3 separate regions of the Homo sapiens genome follow, and regions 1 and 2 are each linked to region 3. Evidence: read pairs that join two places in POLR2A ChIA-PET (ENCODE). Cell type or tissue: OCI-LY7. All regions are shown on one strand.

Region 1 (4,000 bases), 290 kb after region 3:
ATAAATTACCCAGTCTTGGGTATGTCTTTATTAGCAGCATGAGAATGGACTAATATACACATAAAGATGCAGAAAATTAGAATAAATAACTTGCCTCAAGTTACCCAGAATTCAGATCCAGGTCTGGTTGACTCTCCAGCCCACTAAAATTGGGCGTTATTGGTGGACCAAGAGTGGAGGAGGCCAGAAGTCTAAACCTGGAAGCCAATGGTGCTACAAAGAGACATGGATAGAGATGAAAACTTTAGCCCAGTTGGCAAAAGCTTGGAAAACCTACTGGACTGATGAACATCAAATTTGGACAAACTGTTTAGAAAGCTTGGACTTCCAATAAAAGCCAATGAATGGCAAAGTGAAATTCAAATCAGGGTCTCAGAGGGAGCTGTGAGACTGCTGAATGGAAAGAACAAGCCATAAGTATTCTGATGCTCTAACAGAACAAGCCAGCCTAAGGTTCCAACATAGCCCCAAATCAAGTTCCAAGGGCAGCCATTCAGGGTAAAGGTTGTGTTCAAGCAGCTGTACACACAGCAACACTGCCATGCAATGCACTTGGGCAAGCAGCAGTGGGACTGGAGTCATTTGGCCCAAATGAAGGACATTTCCAAGCAGAACAGAAAGGCAGACAAAAATAGGGTAAGAGAAAGAGACTCCATGGCAGGTGGGAGTGTCTTAGGGCACCTTTGGATGTCTCTTCTACAGAGTTCCCTCTGCGTGGTAGCACCCTGCACACAGCCCTAGGCCTTACTCTGTAAGCTGAGAGCTCTGAGCTTCCCCAACTTCCCCTCCTCCATCTCAGCCCCAGGGACCTGCAGCTGTCAAGAGATACATTCATTCCTTCATCTGTGCAAACATATATTAAGCATCTGCCTATGTCAGCCCCTGTGCAAGATGCCAAGAATATGCGAATTCTTAAGATTCATAAGTGGACAACATAGAAATGTTAACGGGTAGTTATGGGATAGTTGACACATGCATGAAGACAAAACACCAAATTCCCCTTGGGAAAGAAGTGATGCAAGTCAGTAGCTAGAGAGATGGAGAAAAGTTGAGGGTTTGGAACAGTGGCTCCCAACCAGGAATGATTTTGCCTTCCTATGGATAGATCCCCACAACAAAAACTTGCTCAGTTCACAATGTCAGTAATGCTGAGACTGGAAAGCCCTACATTGGAGAAATATTAATTTGGGATAGAACCTATGTCTTTTAGTAACTGAATGGAAATGTAGGTGAGGAAGAGGGAAATAAGAAGGGAAGGAGGATTGCCACGAATTGAGTTTGAGCAACCATAGCTGGATAGTGGGGCCATTATTGGAGATCAGTTAATTAGGAGCAGAAACAGGTTTTGGGGAAGGCTCTCAGTTAACTATGAGACATGCTGAATTAAGGTTCAGGTAAAACATCCAGGAGAAGTTGGAGTGGTTCTAGAGCCTTACTACTCAAAGTGTGATTTGTAGACCAGCAACATGGAAATTACCTGGGAGCTTGCTAGAAACCCAGTGTTTCAGGCCCCACACCAGCCTTCCTGCATTTTAGCAATCTCCCCAGGTGATTCACATGCTTCACATTTGAGAAGCCCCTGTCTAAGCACAAGAGAGAGCCTGAGGAGAAGCTGTGGCTTTGGGAGATGGGGTCATGTTTCATTACTGTTTACTCTTCCAGCAACCCTGAGATGTGTATGATCAGGTCCACTGTGTCTGGTTGTGCAGGCTGTGCACTGCACAAAGGTAGGCCCAAGATGGGGTTGACATTTGTCATTTACTCTGAAGGACTGGATGCCTTTTTCTTACCCCACTTGCCAAGTTATGGGCCCAAAAGCTGTACCCACCCAGAAAATGAATTGTCAAATTTGCACAAAAGCTCTGTGACTTAGCAGTGGCCCAAATATAATGATTTCACATCCCTTTATCTGCAGTTCTGAAATCCACAAAACTCTGAAAACGAAATGTTTTTTCATAGATTTGCAGCAAGCTCACTTGGCAGAGAAACCTGACCTTAGCTAGCATGAGACTAATTATAGTCTTTATTTATCCCACTTACTGTGAATATTCATGCATTTTCCTGCAGAAATATTCATGTGTTTTATGATGGGAGTTCAGCCCCATATTCTACTGGGGTATTAAGAAATACATGATATTTGCACAGTATTTGGGGTGGGGGGAATTATTAATTCTTAAACACATCTGATCCAAGGGTTTCAGATAAAATTGTGAATTTGTACTACCCCAATTTTACAAATGGATCAACTGAGGCTCAGAGAGGTTAAGTCACTGCAAAACTAGTATATGAGAGAGCTAGGGTTCATTCAGACCCCATGCTCCTTTGGCATGACACTTGCTCCAAGAGGATTATTAATGAGCTAGACACTGCTCAATTAACAGTCCAGGCCTTTTTTTTTTTTTTTTTTTTTACAAGCCATGTGGATTTTCAGACAGAAACACAGGTAAGGGGCACAAGGAGCATAAAATAGAATAATCTGCTTTTTGTGTGGGTCTGCCATAGCAGAATGCTAACTCTGACACCTGAGCTGTATTTTTCCAAACAAGCCTCTGCGTGTTCTGACAGCATTCAGCCCAAAGCCAGGCACCCCTGTGCTGCAAGCATCCATCAACTTCAGCCTCACTGGCAGACATAGAGAATCCCAGCTATATTATAAAAGAATGAAAGCAGGCGAATTCTCTTGTTAGATCTGTGATTGAGATGAGGCGAACTACAGCAAAACAGCAGGATGATCTTCTGTTGTACTATTCTTATTCACCAGAGACACAAGTCTCCATCAGCGGCAGCAGGATCCAAATGCCAATTCCTTCTTTAAAAGACATTTGCGTGCTTTGGAGAACAATGCCTGTCATTGCTTCAGAACCAAGAGTTGCTCCCGTTTCCCTGCTCCATCAGGAAAGAATAGGCTTTATTCTTCTTCCAGAAATAAACCTACAGCTATAAATTATTAGCCAGATGAGAGTCAATGTACCTTCCTCTTTGAGATGTTGCAAACTCTAAAATTATATTCATGTGATATACCCACGTCTATAGTCTTCCCTTTTGAGCTTACATCTTGGGGTGTTGCCATGAGGTGAATGTTGGAAATTTGGTATCTTGGCACCAAAATCAAGGATTATTCATTATTCATTTAAATGAATTTAAGCTTTCCTTAAAATATTTGTATGTAAAAAAGACCCTTTATTTAAATATATTCCACTGAATATTGAACTCAAAATCATTTTTGTGATCCATTTCTGATTCTTTCCATCGTTTATACATGAATTACATATTTATATGTATGTATCACTTTAGATTATTCTATATACACATTCCTATATATTCTTTGGAGAAATGTTTATTCAAATCATAAATCCTTTATCAGAAATATGTTTTACAAATATTTTCTCTCAGTCTGTGGTTTGCCCTTTTCATTTTCTTAATGTCTTTCAAAGAGCAAACATTTTAAATTTTGATGAAGTCCAATTTATCAATTTTTATTTTACAGCTGGGTTTTTTGTGTCCTGTGTAAGAAATCTTTACCCAACCTAAAGTCTCCAGGATTTTATCCAATGTTTTCTTTTAGAAGTGTCATAATTTTTGCTTTTACATTTACGTTTATGACCATTTAGTTAGTACTGTATATATGAAGTAAGGGTCATAGTTCAGACCTTATAAATATCCAGTTGTTCCATTACCATTTGTTGAAAGAGCTGTACTATTTTTACATTGGTGCCTTTGTCAAAAATCAAGTGATCACATATATGCGAGCTGCTTTCTGGACTCTCTCTGCTGTTCTGTCGATCTATATGCCTGTTCCTATGCCAATATCACACTGCCTTAATTATTATAGCTTTATAGGAGGCCTTGAAGTCAGGTATTATAATTCCCCAAGTATGCTTTTATGTTTTTCTTTATTGCACTGGCTATGACTTCCAATACCAGGTTTAATAAAAGTGGTTAAGAGGAAAGCTTCAGTTTTTTACTATGAAGTATGATTCTAGCTGTAGGTTTTTTGTGG
Region 2 (4,000 bases), 170 kb after region 3:
ACATTGTCATACCAATTAGATGCCCACTACATGCAGGTTTTGTACATTTCATTTACTTCTCAAAAAGCCGTGTTGTAGGCTGGGCATGGTGGTGCACACCTGTAATGCCAGCACTTTGGGAGGCTGAGGCGGGAGGATCACTCGAGGCTGGGAGTTCAAGACTAGCCTGGGCAACATAGTGAGACCCCTGTCTCTACAAAAAAATTAAAAAATTAGCTGGGCATGACGGCACATGCCTGTAGTCCCAGCTACTTGTGGGAGGCTGAGGCGGGAGGATAGCTTGAGCCCAAAAATTTGAGGCTGTAGTGAGCTATGATTGTGCCACTGTGTTCCAGCCTAGGCAATAGAACAAGACCCTATCTCTTAAAACAAAGCAAAACAAAAAACCGCAAACCTTGTTGTTGCTCCTCACCACCCATTTTAGAGATGAGGAAGCAGAAGTTTGGAGGGTTAGATACGTCAGATGCAGAGATGGGGTTCTACCCTGTGTTTTCAAAGTCCAAGTCTTTCCCTCTGTACCATGGTAGGGGCAGTGTGCCACTGTAGTGGGTAGCGTGTTTGTGTGGGATTATCAGTAACAGATTTCTTCCAATATGCTCTTTTCAAGAACTCCAGCACATTTAGGGGATTTCCATTTGAGGAACTTAAGAGGACATTCAGAGACTTTTTCTTCACACACACACACACACACACAAAGTTCTCATGACTTTTTTTTGTTGTTGCACTTGAGGAGTTTTTCCTATCTGGAAAATTCCTTTGCCTGGAATGGCTTATTCTAGATCAGGGATGGAAACATCAGTTGTGCCTGAGAATCTGGTCTGGGTCTCATGAGCGTGTTTTCCAGCTCCTGGAAAGCCAAGACTTCACTGTTTTAACCCAGGGTAAGAAGGGACCTCTCTAGAACATTTCTCAGCTGTCATCTCATAAAGAGACTTGTCAAACCTGATTCCTCTGGTACCAAGAGGAAGCAATTTGAATTTTCTTATTTCCTCTGGAGTTTAGGGGTGCAGTTAGCAAACAAAGGAACCTCTTAGGTCTCTCTGCCTTTGCTATCTGCTAGTGGAGACTGCTTTTCTTGGACGGTTTCTGCAAGGAGCTGTCCGGCCAGTTGTGGATTGGCTCACGGGATGGAGAACTGCTTCCTCTGAAGAGAGGGACTTCTGCTTCCTCCTCACTGTGCTTATTGCTGCTCAGAGGCTGCTGGGAAATCTCTGCCGCAGCCACCCTCCCAGCGTGCACCTCCTGGATATCTGTCCATGGAAGCTCCTGGACACCCCCTACCTTCCCTGCATCTGGGTGGACTCCCGCATGCACTTGCTGCATTTCGTCTCAGGTTGCCTTTTGACTCTCCACCGCTTATGATTCCACTCGGTGGCCTCCCTACTGATGTCTTTCCTCAGCCATCTTGTAAGTGGTTTCTCCTTGGTTCCAGCCCTCACTGAGGCCAGATTCTGTTTCCTGCCTTCAGTGTCTAACGTGTGGCCAATCCTCTTTCTTCAAAGGCAGAGTGGCCCTGCTTGCATCTGCCAAAAAGACACACCTGGGCTCCCTGCAGCTGGCGTGGTGCTGCCTGGGCATCCTGCCAAGCCAGCATGCCCTCTTTCTAGGGGAGCTTTCCTGCTTCTGGTTTTCAAATCCTTGAAGCAGCACTGGGGAGGCGATGAAGAGGGTCAGGTTTGGAGTCTCTGGCTGAGTCCTGGCCCTGGCCCTGGCAGGCAGAGTGCAGCTGGGGTGGTTCTGTCTCAGAGCCCGGTGGCAGACTGACCAGTGTAGGTAGGGGAAGACTGGCTGGACCTCCATCTCAGATCTGTCCCTTGAAAGTAGGGTTGGGATGAGACCCCTTAGAGGCTTCAGTCTGGAAGATAGTGCAGGAGCAGAGCTGGTAGGATTTGCTGTAGAGACCAGCCCTGTGCTGGAACAGGCCCATGGCTTATCTGCATGAAACCTGAGGACAGATCACTGCAGCGAGCCTTCTTCCACTTTTTTTGTTTTGTTTTGTTTTTTGAGACAGAGTCTTGCACTGTCATCCAGGCTGGAGTACAGTGGCATGATGGCTCACTGCAAGCTCTTCCTCCCAGATTCACGCCATTCTCCTGCCTCAGCCTCCCAAGTAGCTGGGACTACAGGCACCCGCCACCACGCCCGGCTAATTTTTTGTATTTTTAGTAGAGACGGGGTTTCACCATGTTAGCCAGGATGGTCTCGATCTCCTGACCTCGTGATCTGCCCACCTCGGCCTCCCAAAGTGCTGGGATTACAGGCGTGAGCCACCACGCCCGGCCTTCCACTTTTAAATTAATAATAATAGTTCCCATGGTTGGAGGGCACCCACTCTGAGCCAGGTACTTGGCAATAATCCTCTGAGGTGGAATCTGTGATTCTCATCCCCACCATACAGGTGAGGAAACTGAGGCTCAGGAAGTTAAAGAACTGACCCAACAGAGAGCCAGGGGGCTGGGCCAGGACTGGAGCTCAGGCCTCCTATTCTGCTTTGCAAGAAATATTTGTGTTGGAAGCCCAGCTGGGCTTGTTGGAAAAGCAACCTGCAGGTGGGGGTGGGCACCGCAGTTGTCTTTATTTTGGCCCCTTCTGAGTTTGCTGTTTGTCTGCCTGGGCTCTGGGGGGCCCTTCCCACCCACTCACCTTCCCCTGCTGGTCCTGGCCTCCAAGGGCTCCAAGTCCTTCCCCCCCACCCTCCCCTTGGCTTAGCTGTGGACTAATCCCTTTTCCCATTAGGTGAGCCAAGACAAGATTAGAGCTTTATTAAAAGGAAATTAAACTAGGAAATGAAAGGATAAACAAACCTCAAACAAGAAAAAACAACAGCACCAAATAAGATGAGTTGACAGAGCACCACTCTTTATCCTAAAGGGTATCCATCTACCTACAAATTAGGGTGTGGCTCCCAGTGGGGCCATCATCTCTTCTTCCACCCTCACCAGCTCTGCCTGTCATGATCAAGCTCGTCATCATGGTGGCTTCAGCAAACATGTTCTTTGGGGACCTTGGTGATGGCACCATACTCTCCAGCGCTTTGCTCACACTAGCCCCTCCCCTGATTTCTTTCTGAGTCCCGCATGCAGGATGCTGCCGGCTCAGCCAGTGCCTCCCTGGTGAATGGACCCAGGTAATGGCTCCCATGCTGGCTTCCCCTACAGGGGAGAAGTTGCATTTCATATCCTCTATTCCACTTTCCAGGGCCCTGCGAGATCCACTCCCCGCATCCCGTTAGTCTGCCCTCCTTCCATGCCTCGCTTCCACCCCACTTTCTCCTCCTCCTTTTCTCTCTTGCTGCAACCTCTTGGTGGCCTTTGCTGGCAGTGTTCCTCCTCTCACCTCCACTTCACTTGGCCAACACCTACTTAGTCTTCAGACCTTGTCTTAAATGTTGCTTTCTCAGGGTACCTTTCCCTAACCTCCCTAAACTGATTTCTCATGGAACCCTGGAGTTCACCTTCATCGTAGTGGTGATTAAACCATTATTTCTGGCCGGGTGCAGTGGCTCACCCCTGTAATCCCAGCACTTTGGGAGGCCGAGGTGGGTGGATCACGAGGTCAAGAGATCAAGACCATCCTGGCCAACACGGTGAAACCTCACCTCTACTAAAAATACAAAAAATAGCTGGGCATGGTGGCACGTGCCTGTAGTCCCAGCTAGTTGACTACAGAGGTTGCAGTGAGCCGAGATTGCGCCACTGCACTCCAACCTGGCGACAGAGCAAGACTCCGTCTCAAAAAGACAAAATAACTTATTATTTCCTTTGCACCCCTCTCCCGTCCCAGACTCTAAGCTCAGTGAAGACCAGGACCAATGTGCCAGGCTCAGCGCTGAATCATCAGAGCCTAAAGTGTCTGATAAATACTACTTATTCATTCATCCATTCATTTACTCAATCATTCATTCCACAGATAATCCCTGAGTGCTTATTCTGTGCTGGGTACCATGCTAGTTGCTGAGGATACAACAGTGAGCAAAGCCAAGTACCTGCTGTCAGACCAG
Region 3 (4,000 bases):
TTTCTACATTGAACTAGGGCTTTTTTTGGTCTCCCCTCACCCTAATTTAAAAAAAAAATTTATGGTGACAGAATCTTGCTCTGTCACCCAGGCTGGAATGCAGTGGCATGATCATAGTTCACTGCAACTTTGACCTCCTGGGCTCAAGGAATTCTCCTCAGCCTCCCAAGTAGCTGGGACTACAGGTGTGCACCATCACACTTAGCTAATTTTTGATTTTTTTTTTCTTTTTTTTTTTTTTGTAGAGACAGGGTCTAGTTATGTTGCCCAGGCTGGTCTCAAATGCCTGGGCTCAAGGGATCTTGCCTCAGCCTCCTGAAGTACTGGGAGTACAGGCGTGAGCCATTGCGCCCGCCCCTTCCATTTTCTTAAGGGGATGTTGTCTTTCCTGGGTTTTAGCTATACCCTTTGGGAATAATATTGATTATCTTAAGGCTCAACATGTTAAATACAAGATATTGGCTGCAAAGTTTTATACACACACACACACACACACACCCCTCTAAAGTCATTTCAGGCCTCTAAGGTATCTTCAGAGTCTTCTAGTTAATCAGTCGCTATCTGAAGCTTGATTGTGCTATTGAGATCTTGACACAGTCTGCCATGTAGCAAGAGCAACTGTTACTAGCTCCATTCTACAGATGAGGCAATGGAGACTCAGAAGGATTTAGGGAATTGCTTAAATTTTGTTTCAAATGGTTCTAATACCAACGTTTAGCTGCAAAGTCTGGCCCAAGGAACATTCATTCTATTAGGGTGGATGTAAACACACATACTTCACTGTCTTATGGGGCCAGATGCGATTGCTGTTACAAAGAGAGACAAACTGTGAAGGAAAGGGAGAGGAGGGTGATTGATTTTGGTGGTGGTGGTGATGGTGGTGGTTGTGGTGGTGGTGGTGGAAGGAAACCTTCCAGGGAAAGTTGAGGTTGGCACCGGGCTCTGAAGGATGAGTAGAAATTTGCTGGCGGAATCTGGGAAGGGAGAGGAAAGACATTCCAGGTGAGGACGCCTGCCAGAGCAGGGAGTGGGGCAGTGAGGAGAGTGATGTCTGGGAATACGGGAGCCCAGGGGTGGAGAGGTGAACCTGGATGGCTCTGAATGCTCTAAAGTTTGAGTTTTATTCTTGGTACCAGGGAGCCACAGAAGGTTTAGTGTCTCCTGTTTTTCAGATGATGAAATTTAAGCTGAATTTAAACTCTCTTGTTTCATTAGAAAGGCAGTAGTTTCAAACTCACTTTCTCAAAATGAACTCGGGGCCATTTGGAAATCGTTTCTATTATCATCATTTAATGGGAGGTAAGATTATTCATGAACGACTAAAGTGCAAAGTAAGAAAGAGCTTAAAGGCACTCTGTAGTGGGATTTGAAACTCCTCTGTTTTGCATTGCTCGGGCCAAAATTATAGGCCATGGAGGTTAAATTTCAGTCTCTCAGTTGCTAATGGTGCCCTAGCTTCACCCTCAGAGGGCTCTGGAAGCAGTGGCAGGAGAAAGGGAAAGTGTGTAAATAGTCGCAGGGAAGAGAGTTTCTTGCTTCAGTGGGAGCTCATGGGTGTATCCGGGTCAGGCTGCAGCTGTTGGGCTGCCCTAGAGATGAGCAGTGAAGGATGGAGAACAAAGTCTGCTGCTTCCTCCTGGAAGCGAGACCCAAGTTCACTGTGTGTGGGGTCTGAGTGCATTGTACCCCTGAAAGATGCCGCCCTGTGTCCTCTTTAAATCAAAAGACTGCCTCTTTTTTTAGGCTCCCCTTCCTGGGCTGTGGGAGAGGGCATGGGGCTATTGTAGAGCTCATACACAATGTAAAAAGGCATCTCTCTGTGGCTTTCACAGTCACTTCTGGGGGCCATTGTGCTTGGTACAAAGCTGAGGGCTGCCTGTATTTTCTCTGCTAGACTGTAGCACTTGACGCCTGTCGATGAATAATTGAGAGCTGGTTTTCTCATAGGGGCATCTCACCACCTTTGATCCCCTTTATTTTCCGTTAAAACATCACCATCATCACCACCACCACCACCACCACCACCGCGACCACTACAACCACGACAGGGAGAACTCTTCCAAAGGCTTAATTGAAAAAGAAACTAATATAATGTAATCACAGATATGCAGCGTGTTTTAAAGGGGGCATGTGGACAGGCAAGCTAAAAGGGTTTCTGGATTTACACTTGCAAACTTATAAAGATTTAGGGATTAGAGATTGGAAGGTCTAATTGAGGTAGTACTTATTATTGGAAGCCTATGCAAAGGTATTGGAATGGGGATTATTTTGCAATTGGAAGAATTAGTGAAATCCTTTAAGAGCGAAGGTTTCATTATATATAGGGTTTTCTGTATAATTTTGCTATTCAAAAATGGAAGTGCAGGTTTGAGATCAGAAACTGAACAGGCAATCTTTTAGTTAATTGTAATAAAACAGCTTTCTTTGGGAGAGTGTGAGCCATCATCCGAACGACAATTATGTGCTTAAAAATATTAACTCGGAATAGTGGCCTTGCTCACTTTAGGATAATCCATTGCATTCAGGAGGGGAGCAGCTCAGGGCTCTTTCTTGGGACTCTGCAGAGAATTCTTTCAAGGCTTATGCTGACTTTGTTTCCTGTGCCTGTAAAAGCAAAATGAGATTTTTAAAAATAAATCCAGGGCTGATAGTAAGTGCCTTCCTGCAAATGAGATTTGAGGGATGTGCAGGATGTTGTCATTGGAAAGTCACAGCAACATTCCTTTTTTATTTTCATGGGAAATAAACAAGGAATGGATTAGGAACACAGAGGTCATTGCTGAGTGTTCGATCTGTTATAAAACTCCAACAAAGTAGAAAGGGCATTGGGTGGGCATTGGGTGGGGCATCAGGGATCTTGGGTTCTTGTCCCAGTTCTTCTGCCCCCTTTGGGGACCCCACATGTGTTACTAACAATGTAGATGTTGGCAGTTTTCAAACTACTCCTCTAAGCCGAAGCATGGGGGAAGGTCCTTGGACGGCGGTAGGGGGTCCCAGTAAACCCCACCCCCATCAGAGTGGCTCCTTGCTTATCTGTTTCATATTTTTGGGTTCTGAGTAAAATTTTGTTAGAATTAAGTATTTCAGGGCTAAAACCAACAATTTTGCAGTTGACTACTTAGACTATTTAGACTATTTCTAAGGTCTCTTCCCAACTCAGATCTGATGCTATTAGCAGTTCTCAAAATCAATACACATTTACATGAGGGTTAAATCATAATTAAAATGAATAATTACTGTTCATGCAGTATGAACTGTCTGACATCTCTCCACCCCTCCATCCAGCACTCAAACATTTATTGACCAAATATTTATCTGAGCAAAGAGACAAATCTAAATAAGACTTAGTTCCTGCCTACAAATAACTTGCAATTTAGCAAGTGGTGACAGACCCATAATTGTTAGCTGTAATGCTTTATAATAATGGCTGTGGGTGGCTAGGAAAAAAAAAAGAGTAATTAGTTTAGGGGAGGTCAGGGAACTTGACAGAGGAAGGAACATTTGAGCTGGGCTCTGGTCATTTGTTCAGTTATTTAACAAGCATTTGTTGAATGGCTACTGTTTGTGCCAGGACTGTTCCTGTGCTAGGGAAACAGCAGGGGACAAAACAGACAATGATCCCTATCTTAATAGAGCTCACGTTCTTGGCATAAAATTTATCAAGGGGCAAGGTTGGTGGCCCCACTGGCTCCTTCACCATCATCTCCCTCCCCTGCCCTATGATGCCTCAGAGTAAAGCAGCATTATATATATATATATATATATATATATATATATTTCTGATTATGAAATTAATTCAAGTGTATTATAGAGAATTTTGAAAAAAGGAACTTACTTCCAAAAAAAGTTACCCCAATCCCTGCCATATATATGCATATATATATGTATTTATATGTATATATCCATGGAAAAATAGACCAGAAGGTCAAGAGATTTTTCCTGGGTGGCAGGGATTAGGGATGAATTTTTTTGAAAGTAGGTCCCATATATATATATATGA

The links. ChIA-PET counts read pairs that join two places held together with the same protein. Peaks named below come from ENCODE experiments on the same cell type or tissue, not always from the same donor. Only the 100,000 strongest peaks of a DNase experiment are listed, where the experiment ranks them.
Region 1: POLR2A ChIA-PET joins it to region 3 with 5 read pairs; 4 of 35 experiments call an interaction of 5 or more read pairs at or near these places.
Region 2: POLR2A ChIA-PET joins it to region 3 with 6 read pairs; 2 of 35 experiments call an interaction of 5 or more read pairs at or near these places.

Annotation. Positions count from the first base shown.
Region 1 is chr12:104,766,599-104,770,598 of GRCh38, forward strand. No RefSeq gene overlaps it. Among named protein-coding and RNA genes, the nearest start is that of MIR3922, 180 kb to the left of the region's middle. In OCI-LY7, no CTCF peak of the experiment used is centred here; no DNase peak of the experiment used is centred here.
Region 2 is chr12:104,642,965-104,646,964 of GRCh38, forward strand. The region is part of intron 2 of CHST11 (carbohydrate sulfotransferase 11); the gene reads left to right. Among named protein-coding and RNA genes, the nearest start is that of MIR3922, 53 kb to the left of the region's middle. RefSeq lists enhancers at 253-302, 1,200-1,249. In OCI-LY7, no CTCF peak of the experiment used is centred here; a DNase peak (open chromatin) is centred at 1,527.
Region 3 is chr12:104,471,915-104,475,914 of GRCh38, forward strand. The region is part of intron 1 of CHST11 (carbohydrate sulfotransferase 11); the gene reads left to right. Among named protein-coding and RNA genes, the nearest start is that of CHST11, 17 kb to the left of the region's middle. RefSeq lists enhancers at 1,520-1,659, 1,616-1,785. In OCI-LY7, no CTCF peak of the experiment used is centred here; a DNase peak (open chromatin) is centred at 1,597; H3K4me3 peaks cover 1,930 bases; H3K27ac peaks cover 3,311 bases.